2 separate regions of the Homo sapiens genome follow, and region 1 is linked to region 2. The links are chromatin loops, found by intact Hi-C in ENCODE. Cell type or tissue: mammary epithelial cell. All regions are shown on one strand. Each heading gives the region's core, and the rest is flanking DNA. Links, peaks and the distances in the headings are about the cores only.

Evidence for each region. Peaks named below come from ENCODE experiments on the same cell type or tissue, not always from the same donor. Only the 100,000 strongest peaks of a DNase experiment are listed, where the experiment ranks them.
Region 1: a loop joins it to region 2, with 4 times the contacts of the local background. A loop is called at or near these places in 1 of 110 quality-filtered maps.

Annotation. Positions count from the first base shown.
Region 1 is chr1:118,207,723-118,212,120 of GRCh38, reverse strand. No RefSeq gene overlaps it. Among named protein-coding and RNA genes, the nearest start is that of SPAG17, 25 kb to the right of the region's middle. In mammary epithelial cell, for the core only: no CTCF peak of the experiment used is centred there; a DNase peak (open chromatin) is centred at 2,300; H3K27ac peaks cover 779 bases.
Region 2 is chr1:119,273,595-119,277,992 of GRCh38, reverse strand. It overlaps WARS2-AS1 (WARS2 antisense RNA 1), which reads right to left. Exons shown (of 7, transcript NR_125975.1): 7 at 2,020-2,805. Among named protein-coding and RNA genes, the nearest start is that of LINC01780, 52 kb to the left of the region's middle. In mammary epithelial cell, for the core only: CTCF peaks have their summits at 1,234 (motif pointing right) and 2,397 (motif pointing left); a DNase peak (open chromatin) is centred at 2,392.

The DNA.
Region 1 (4,398 bases), core at 198-4,197, 1.1 Mb after region 2:
GATGAGTGGATAAAGAAAATGGGGTACATATACCTAATGGAATATTATTCAGCCATAAAAAAGAATGAAATCCTGTCATTTGCAACAACATGAATGGAACTAGAGGACATTATGTTAAGTAAACAAGGCACAGAAAGACAGATATTACACATTCTCACTCATATGTGGGAGCTAACAAAAACAATAAATAAACCCTTAGAGAGTAGAACAATGGTTACCAGAGGATGGGAAGGGTAGTGGGGAATGGGGATACTGTGGGAATGGTAATTGCTATCATCTCACTCCAGCTAAAAGGGCCATTAAATAGAAATACAAAAATATAGTTAAATAGAATGAATAAGATCTAGTGTTCTGTAGCACAAATAGGGTGATTATAGTTAACAATAATATGTTGTATGTTTTTAAAAATAACTAAAAGAGTGGAATTGAACTATTCCTAACACAAAGAAATAAATGCTTGTGATGATGGATACACCAATTACCTTGCTTTGATCATTATACATTATATGCCTATATGAAAACATTACATATACTCCATAAATATATACAGTTATTATGTATCAATAATAATTTTTAAAATATAAATTTTAAAAATGAGCTAAAAATTCTGATATTTAGGGTGTTCTGGCAAAGACATTATTTTGACTGCCTATTTCATGATTTGGAGAAAAACATACCTAGTAAGTTATCTCTCTACCAAATTTTTTCTCTGCAGAAATTGGGAAATAATTAAGAAACTTATGGAGTTCTCATTTACTAAGGGTCCTACTGTTTCATTTCCAGCTGCCACCTTGACTCTCTCTGTAGAGACTTAAAATCAGTGACGTGCTATTAAACTTTTTCTTCCTGTGTCATAATTTTGCTGAGGCCTGGCTGCTTGGTTTTTATAAATAATTTTTAAATTTTATTTTTAATTGACAAGTAATAATTGTATATATTTAAGGAGTATGATGTGATGTTTTGATATGAGTATTTAACAACTACCTTGCCAGGAAAAACAAAAATGCCATGATTTGTAACATTAGACAATTTCTATGGTGTAAATACTTCTACCATGGCCAATGACAAGTTATCAAGGTGATGTCATTAAACGTAGAGTTGGGAAAAAATGTGCACAATCCAGGGTAACAAGCCAGTACAAGGCAGCTCCATACACCACACAACTGCCTCAAACCCCGGGGCTGCCAGATCCTAAAGAGAACGCTGCTCTCACCAGAGCAGGTCTTCAGTCTTCCTTGCTTCAAGCCCAATTATCCCTGTATTAGTCATGACTAATTAGTCACAACTAGGTTATGCTGCATAACAAATTAGCCTTGAAATCTTAGTGATTTAAAATAACAAAGGCTTGTGTCTCATTTATGATGAATATCCAGCATAGGTCCATGGGAGAAGGATACTCTGCTTATCAAAGTTACTCAGGGTTCCAGGCTGGTGGGGACTTTGCCATCTGGAAAGTGCTGGTGTCAGTGAAGGAGAGCCTGGAGATTTGCACATAGGCTTTTCACCAGTTCAGCTTATGTTTCATTGGTCAGAACTAGGCTCATGGCCCCACCTAAGTGCAAGGGATTTGGCAAATGCGAAACAGCAGATGGAATGTTTGGTGAGTACCACTGTCTCTATTACACCCATGATGATTTCAGCAGGCATCAGAACCTCTTGATAATTCAGGACATAACACATTCAGGGGAACCAGTAGGCTTAAAGGAAATAAAGGACCTGACTGTGAATGCCTCAGGAAAATGAGAAACTCAGCAAGAATCTTCAAACACTCATTTTTTTACTCTTGATAGATATTAATGTGCTAAACCAATCATTCTTCTTTGACTGGAAAGGAAACTTACAGCTCAACAAAAATCCTAGGAAGGTTTTGCCCTGGTCCACTTTGCCATACTTGCAAGATGATGCAAGTCATCATGAATTTGCTTGTCTAAATAATAAACTAGCAATTTGAGGTTTTTCTAAGTCTAAAGCCCAGAGCCCCTTTGCAGGAGGATAGAATATTCCTGGGAGAAAAACTCCTCAGAGTCCCAGTCTCTTTGAGACAGGGAAAGTCTAAGACTGGAGAGACTGTGGGGTCCCAGAGACTCTTTCCTAAAACCACAGTGTTTCATTCCCATTCAACAGACGTGTATTTTGCTTGCATCCGCCTTGCGCAGTGTTGGTGGGGGAGGGTTATGCTCCAGGAGTGCTCTGTGCATACACTCACTTGCTCTCGCTCCCTTGTGAGCATGCCAGCGCCTCTCCTCTGCCCAGGCTTGCATGGGCCCTCCACATGTTGCTCCTGATCTGCTGGTTTACTGTTCAAGTTCCAGCATGTATTCTTCACAGTGTGATATCCCACCCCAGGGTGTTCTTCTTCATGAAGCAAAGGGTTGAGTTACAAAAGCCTGCAGTTGCGAAAGGGATGTGGAGGCTTCCTCTAGGCCATTTACAGATGGGAGAGCATCAGGTTCTTCAAACTCTTTCAGTTTTTCCTATGTCTCTGGGTTGATCAGACGCGGCAATATTTTAATTATCTCTATTCTGAAAGCAAATAGCTACAAGTCTAGAGCTAGGAAAATACACCAAAGCAGGTATGAAAAAAATAGTGATTTCAATCTAACTTCAGCCCTTAATTAATTATGGGCATGTGGACAAGCCTCTAGCATCTCCATTTCCTCATTTACACATTGAAGGTTGTACTACAGTGATAGTTTTCACACTTTCAGGAACGGATTTGCATAAGGGAAGAGAAGCAAGTGGGTAGGGCTTCAGGACCCCATCCTGATTTTCAACCCAAGCAGATAACTTTTTTTTACCATATTAGGTTTTAGAGTACATTTTTGTTTTGTTTTTAAAAATGGCATCATAGCTTCATAAAAGTTGTTCTTAAGAAAATGTTTCTAATATTTTTTAAGTTTAAAAACCACTGGAGTAATTCAACTGCCCGAGAGAGCTATAGAAAATAAAGTGGACTTGTAGCACATGTGTCCCAGGAGATAAGGCTCTATGGCTTACGTGGCACTCAGGTAAGACATGTCCCTCTCTCACATAAATGGTCAGCCAGGCTCCCAGTTCTTCCACACTGTCCAGACTTCCATAATTGCAGGCTTCCAGTCAAGCCTCTTCATCTACACCCTGCCAGCATGTTACAAAGAAGCTCAGACTATGTAAGCAACATGAAGCTTAATGGGTAGTAGGACTTCCCTGAAATTAAGGTAAAAGACCGCAGCCTGCCCAGAGCGCATGTGGTTTGGAATATTTCCACTGAATATTAAATCATACAAGAATTTTCACTCATCTTCATCTTGGAGGTCACAACATGACTTTCCTCTAATGAATTCTTTATATTGGCAGCTCTTCTGTTTTCCTCCCTTCCTCCCCTGGCTCCTCACTTCCACCTCTACCCTCCTCCCCGTCTTGCTGGGAGCAGCCCTCTCTTTTAGTCTCTGTGTGGGAACATATGGTAATACTTTCCCTTGATTTAGGCCTTGAATTTGGTCTACACCTGTGTAGACCTTCAAGTAATGGCTCAGCAGGCATCGCAGGAGGGTCATGCTCCAGAAGTGCTCTGTGCATACACTCACTTGCTCTCGCTCCCTTGTGGGCATGCCAGCACCTCTCTTTCTCTCCCCAGGCTTGCATGGGCCCTCCAGATGTTGCTCCCGATCTGCTGGTTTACTATTCAAGTTCCAGTGATGTATTCTTCACAGTGTGATACCCCACCCTAGTGTGTTCTTCATAAAGCAGAGGGTTGACTTACAAAAGCCTGCAATTGCAAAAGGGAAACAAAAAGAGAACTGAAAGATAAAAAATAATGGAAAGAATTTTTTTTTTTTTTTTGAGACGGAGTCTCACTCTGTCTCCCAGGCTGAAGTGCAGTGGCATGATCTCCACTCACTGCAACCTCCGCCTCCCAGGTTCAAGCCATTCTCCTACAAGTCCTCAGCCTCCCAAGTAGCTGGGACTACAGGCGCCCACCACCACGCCCAGCTAATTTTTTTGCATTTTTAGTAGAGACGGAGTGTCACCATGTTGGCCATGCTGTCTCAAACTCCTGGCCTCAAATGATCCACCTGCCTGGGCCTCCCAAAGTCCTGGGATTACAGGTGTGAGCCACTGCACCTGGCTGGAAAGAAATAATTTGTACTGGGGGAGTTTATCTACCACAAGCACTATCCTGACTTAATCTTGTGAGGGCAACATGGTTTGCATCTCATAAGTGAAAAAACAAAGCTCAGAGAAGTCAAATGATATGTTCAAGGTCACAGAGCCAAGGAGTGGCAGAACCAAGATTTAACAACAGACCTTCTTATTTCAAGCCAAACATTCTTTCTTACTTCCCAAGCAGTAGTTATTTATTTTTGGAGCTATCCAGCATATAATAACTATAAACCCAGGTACTATAATAGGTGCCTC
Region 2 (4,398 bases), core at 274-4,273:
AGTTTTGGCAGCAAACTCACCTCTGGCTGAAGCAGCACCTCCATGAAGACCTAGAGGCTAGGCTGAAGGTGCTGTGGACATACCATTAACAGGAAGGCTGAAAAACACATAAAGTAGGAGTGACCTAGGAGAGTCTTCCCTGAGTTGGCCCTTTACAATATGTTTGACCACTTGAGCACCAGCTCTGTGGGGGTCAGCATGGTCTGGGGCTGGGATTATCACTATGATGACTCTTCTTCCACCCCTTCTCTCCATCTCTAAATGCTGCATCCCCCTGGGCTTAAGTCTAGATTCTGTTTAAGTGCCTCTTCCTTAATTTCACAACTAGGTTTAGAGGCTCAACTGAACTACCATTTGTCACAAGGTATTGGAACTCAGAGTGTCTCTGTCTCTCCTACTAGTCTGTGGGCCTTCGAGGGTAAGGATCATGTTCCTATAGTGTCAGCACTTACTACAGAGACTAGCAAATAGTAAGTATGCAATGAAATTTGTTGAATAACTAAATAAATGAATGGGTTTATGTACATAAGAATATCACCAGATCCCCCAGACCATGACATCTGTGGTTTCTATATAAAGAATCCAGTTCCTAGGGCATACGGGATTTTTTTTTTTTTTTTAATCTAGAAGCGCTTCTACTCAGAAACAGTCTTATTTCCAAACACTATTTATGATGGTCTTAATTTTCTTCTTTTTTTTTTTTTTTTAGAAAGAGTGTCTTACTCTGTTACCTAGGCAGCTGGAGTGCAGTGATCACAGCTCACGGCAGCCTTGAACTCCAGGGCTCAAGCAATCCTACTGCCTCAGCTTCCCAAGTAGCTGCAACTACAGGCACATGCCACCATACTCAGCTAAGTTTTTTTTTTTTTAATTTTTTGTAGAAATGGGGTCTCATTTTGTTGCCCAGGCTGGTCTTGAATGCCTGGCCTCAAGCCATCCTCCTGCCTCTGCTTCCCAAACTGTAGGATTACAGGTATGAGCCACCGCATCTAGCCTGTGATTGTCTTTTTGTTGTGTCAACTTGGATAGACTACAGTCTCTGGTTACAGAATCAAATACAAATCTAGGTGTTATTGTGAATGGAATTTTTAAATGTAATTTAAGACTATAATTAGTAGACTTTAACAAAGGGAGCGTATCCTAGATAATCCAGGTGAGCCCAATTTAATCAGCTGAAAGGCCTTAATAGCAGAGCTGAGGCTTCCCTGAAGAGGAAGAAATTCCACCTGCAGATGGCAGCTTCCACCTGTGCCTGACAGTTCCAGTCTGCCCTCCTGAGTGCCTGCCCTACAGACTTCAGACTTGCCTAGCCATCCCCCACAATCACATAAGCCAATTCTTTGTAATAAATCTCTTAATATTTATGTCCTATTCATTCTACTTCTCTAATTGGATCCTGACTGATACACTATAAATTCAAAGTGTCTTAGAGAGGCTGAGCTTGCAGTTTCCCAGTGTACTTTCAGTAAATAACAGAATGTCAAACTTTCAGAGCTTTAAATCAGACATACTCTTATTCCTGCTGATACATTCTACCAAGCATCTTTTCCTAACATGGACCAGTTAAATGTCTTATTTTTCTTTTTTTTTCTCCAAGAAATAGCGTCACTTGCCAAAGATGTTTTAAGTTCATTAATTTAACCCTTCTCCCCAGCCATTTCTGCAGGTGTGGTAGAGAATAGACCTCCTTAGAAGTTATGGTTAGTGTCAGACTGGGCTGCCTTGCCACCTTGAAGTAGCGTAGATTTGAGAGTATAGATTGTCTTTCAGATTACAGAACTAGTCCCTGACTTACTCCAGAAGTTAAGTAGCAGAGCTTTTACCATGCTTAGTTCCAAATTCTAGAACAACCCCCAGCCTTCTCCAAAGTTAAAAACAGTCTAATTGACAGTGGTTGATTTTGGCTGGCTGGGTGATGATGAAAGAAAGGAGAGCACTTGCATAGTTTATGGTGAAGATAAAGCACATATCAGGCATTGTAATTATCTAGCCGCACACTATAAACTTTTCCATTTCATTCATTTCCGTATCTCTTGCTCTTTATTGTCAGTTGCAGAGGCACAACACTTTTCTCAGGATTCATGATCAACTCTGCCCTTTGGAATTGTTCCTACTGTCTAAAAATTAATTCCACATGCATGTACAAACTTACATTTTATTTTCTCACTGCCTTCTGATTTTAAAAATGGTTCTACTTTCATTTTGTCATAATTATGCTCCTTTTTTAAGTAACACTTTTAATATTATTGCTACTTTTGCACTTCTCAGATATGTGGAGTCAAAAATGTTTCTAGAACATTTCAAAATCATGCACAAATGCAGCAAATTACCAAGTATTAAGGAGTAAGTGGTTGGCAGAGACCTAAATGGCAGGGCATTGGACAATAGCGCCATCTGTTGGTTGTGGATAGAGCTGGCTTCTCTCTATTCGGTCTTTATTCTTAGGTATAAAGGGTAATTTCCTGTGATAGTTCCTAGGAGGAGGAGCTTCTGTCATGATTTCACACACCCTTGACGTACTTTCTTTCTGTGAATGTTAGAAGCCTTTAATAGTAAGGGTCACTTTGGTCCCAAGTGGTCAGGCTGGGCCTTTGGAAGGCCAGGTGAGCCCACACAGGGAGTTCTGCGTGAGCCCCTCATTGCTCCTATACCAGTGCCACAGCTGTTTTCCAGTGAGAGCCATTACCTAGATTACAGGTTCTATACTCTGGCTGCACCTCAGAACCTCTGGGTTGTGGCATAGGCTTTGTGATTTTTTCAAAGTTTGCCAGTTGATTCCAATGTATAGCTAGGGCTGAAAAACACCTAAAGGAAGAGAAAGACATGGAAGAATTAACATTCTACACATTTGTTAAGATCTCCATTTTCCTCATGCCAGCATCCACTCTTTTCAGCCAAAGCACTGTTTACCAAATGTATCCCAAGGAGATATTAGAAACAAACAGGTTTCATGATTTTTCCAAGATCAGCCGATACTTCTGTGGCAGGTCCAGGTCTGGAACCTGGCACCCAGAGACCTAAGCCACAAGAGCTGTGAGCTGAAAGCCATCAAGTGTCCCAGTTTATAATTGTGTCCTCATCTGTAAATGGATGGCTTTAGACCTGAGTTTCCTTTTCCTGGAAAGATAAAGCCACCAGAGGTGAACTTCATTCTTCTTTTAGAGAAAGGAGGAAACAGGACGACTTTTGCAGCCTAATGTGACAAGGCAGCTTTCTACCATCTCAAGAGAGACCATAGCTCTTGGCTACGGTTGCCTGCAAGCCCAAGAATGGGACACAGGAAGCTGAATGAAAAATCCTCCTATCTTAGAAGCTTCCCAGGAATTTCATTAGGGCTGTTTATCATGAAAAGTTGTTTAAGATTTAGGGATACCTCAATATGTGTTCTAACGTGGAAAACAGACCTTTCTTTACTCAGTGGAAGAAAATATTGAATTGACAAATGTATTTACAAGACATTTCTGTGCCAACAGGTCACTCTCTACATTTCCTGATATATCATCTCCTGACACATTCTTTCAGAATTTTATGACTATTAGGATCTAAGATTGGATGGAACTAGGATTGGATCCAGTTCAGCAGTTCCTTAGACCAGGAAAATAGCCCCAGCTGTCAAGTAGCTCTAAGCAAATGACTTTAATCTTCCTAAACTTGAGTCTGTATCAGCAATAAATGGAGTTATTGTTATAATCAAATAACAGAGAGCACAAGAAAGGTTTGTAAACTATAATGTGCCATATAAAGCTCAAGCAATATGATGAGGACTGTTTTTCACTCTCCAAAGGGAATCTTTCCTCCAACCAAGTCCCCTCTTTGTCAATCACAGTGAGTGGAATATGCTTGGCCCCACCCTCTCCAAGACTGTCCCTGTGTCCCCATCTTACCCTCTCATCCTGTCCAAATCCTGCCATTATTCCACACCCAAATCAATTTTACCAAGTTCAAGAAAACACTTTCTGACCAATATAGTTCAGTGATTTCTCCCTTCTCTAAATTTCTGTAGCATTTTACAATTGATGCCAAAGAATGTATAAATTCAGATGATTTGCCTTGCCTCCTGTTCTTTCATCTATGTCCTTTCTGTCTCCATAACCTTTTTTAATACACCTTTTATAGAATCAAAACACACATACAGAAAATATGCATGTAGCACAAAATAACCCATGCAAGCACCACCCAGATCACTCACCTACAGAACCCTGTCAGCATCTGAGAAGCCCTTCTTGGGCACCTTTCCAACCACTGTCTCCACTCTCCTTCCAAAAGATGCCCACTCTGCTGACTGCTAATACCATACATTAGTTTCACCTGCTTTTGAGTTTTCTATAAAGTGTGTATTATTTGATGTCTAGCTTCTTTTGCTCAACTTTACACTTGTGATAATCATCCATGTTGTTG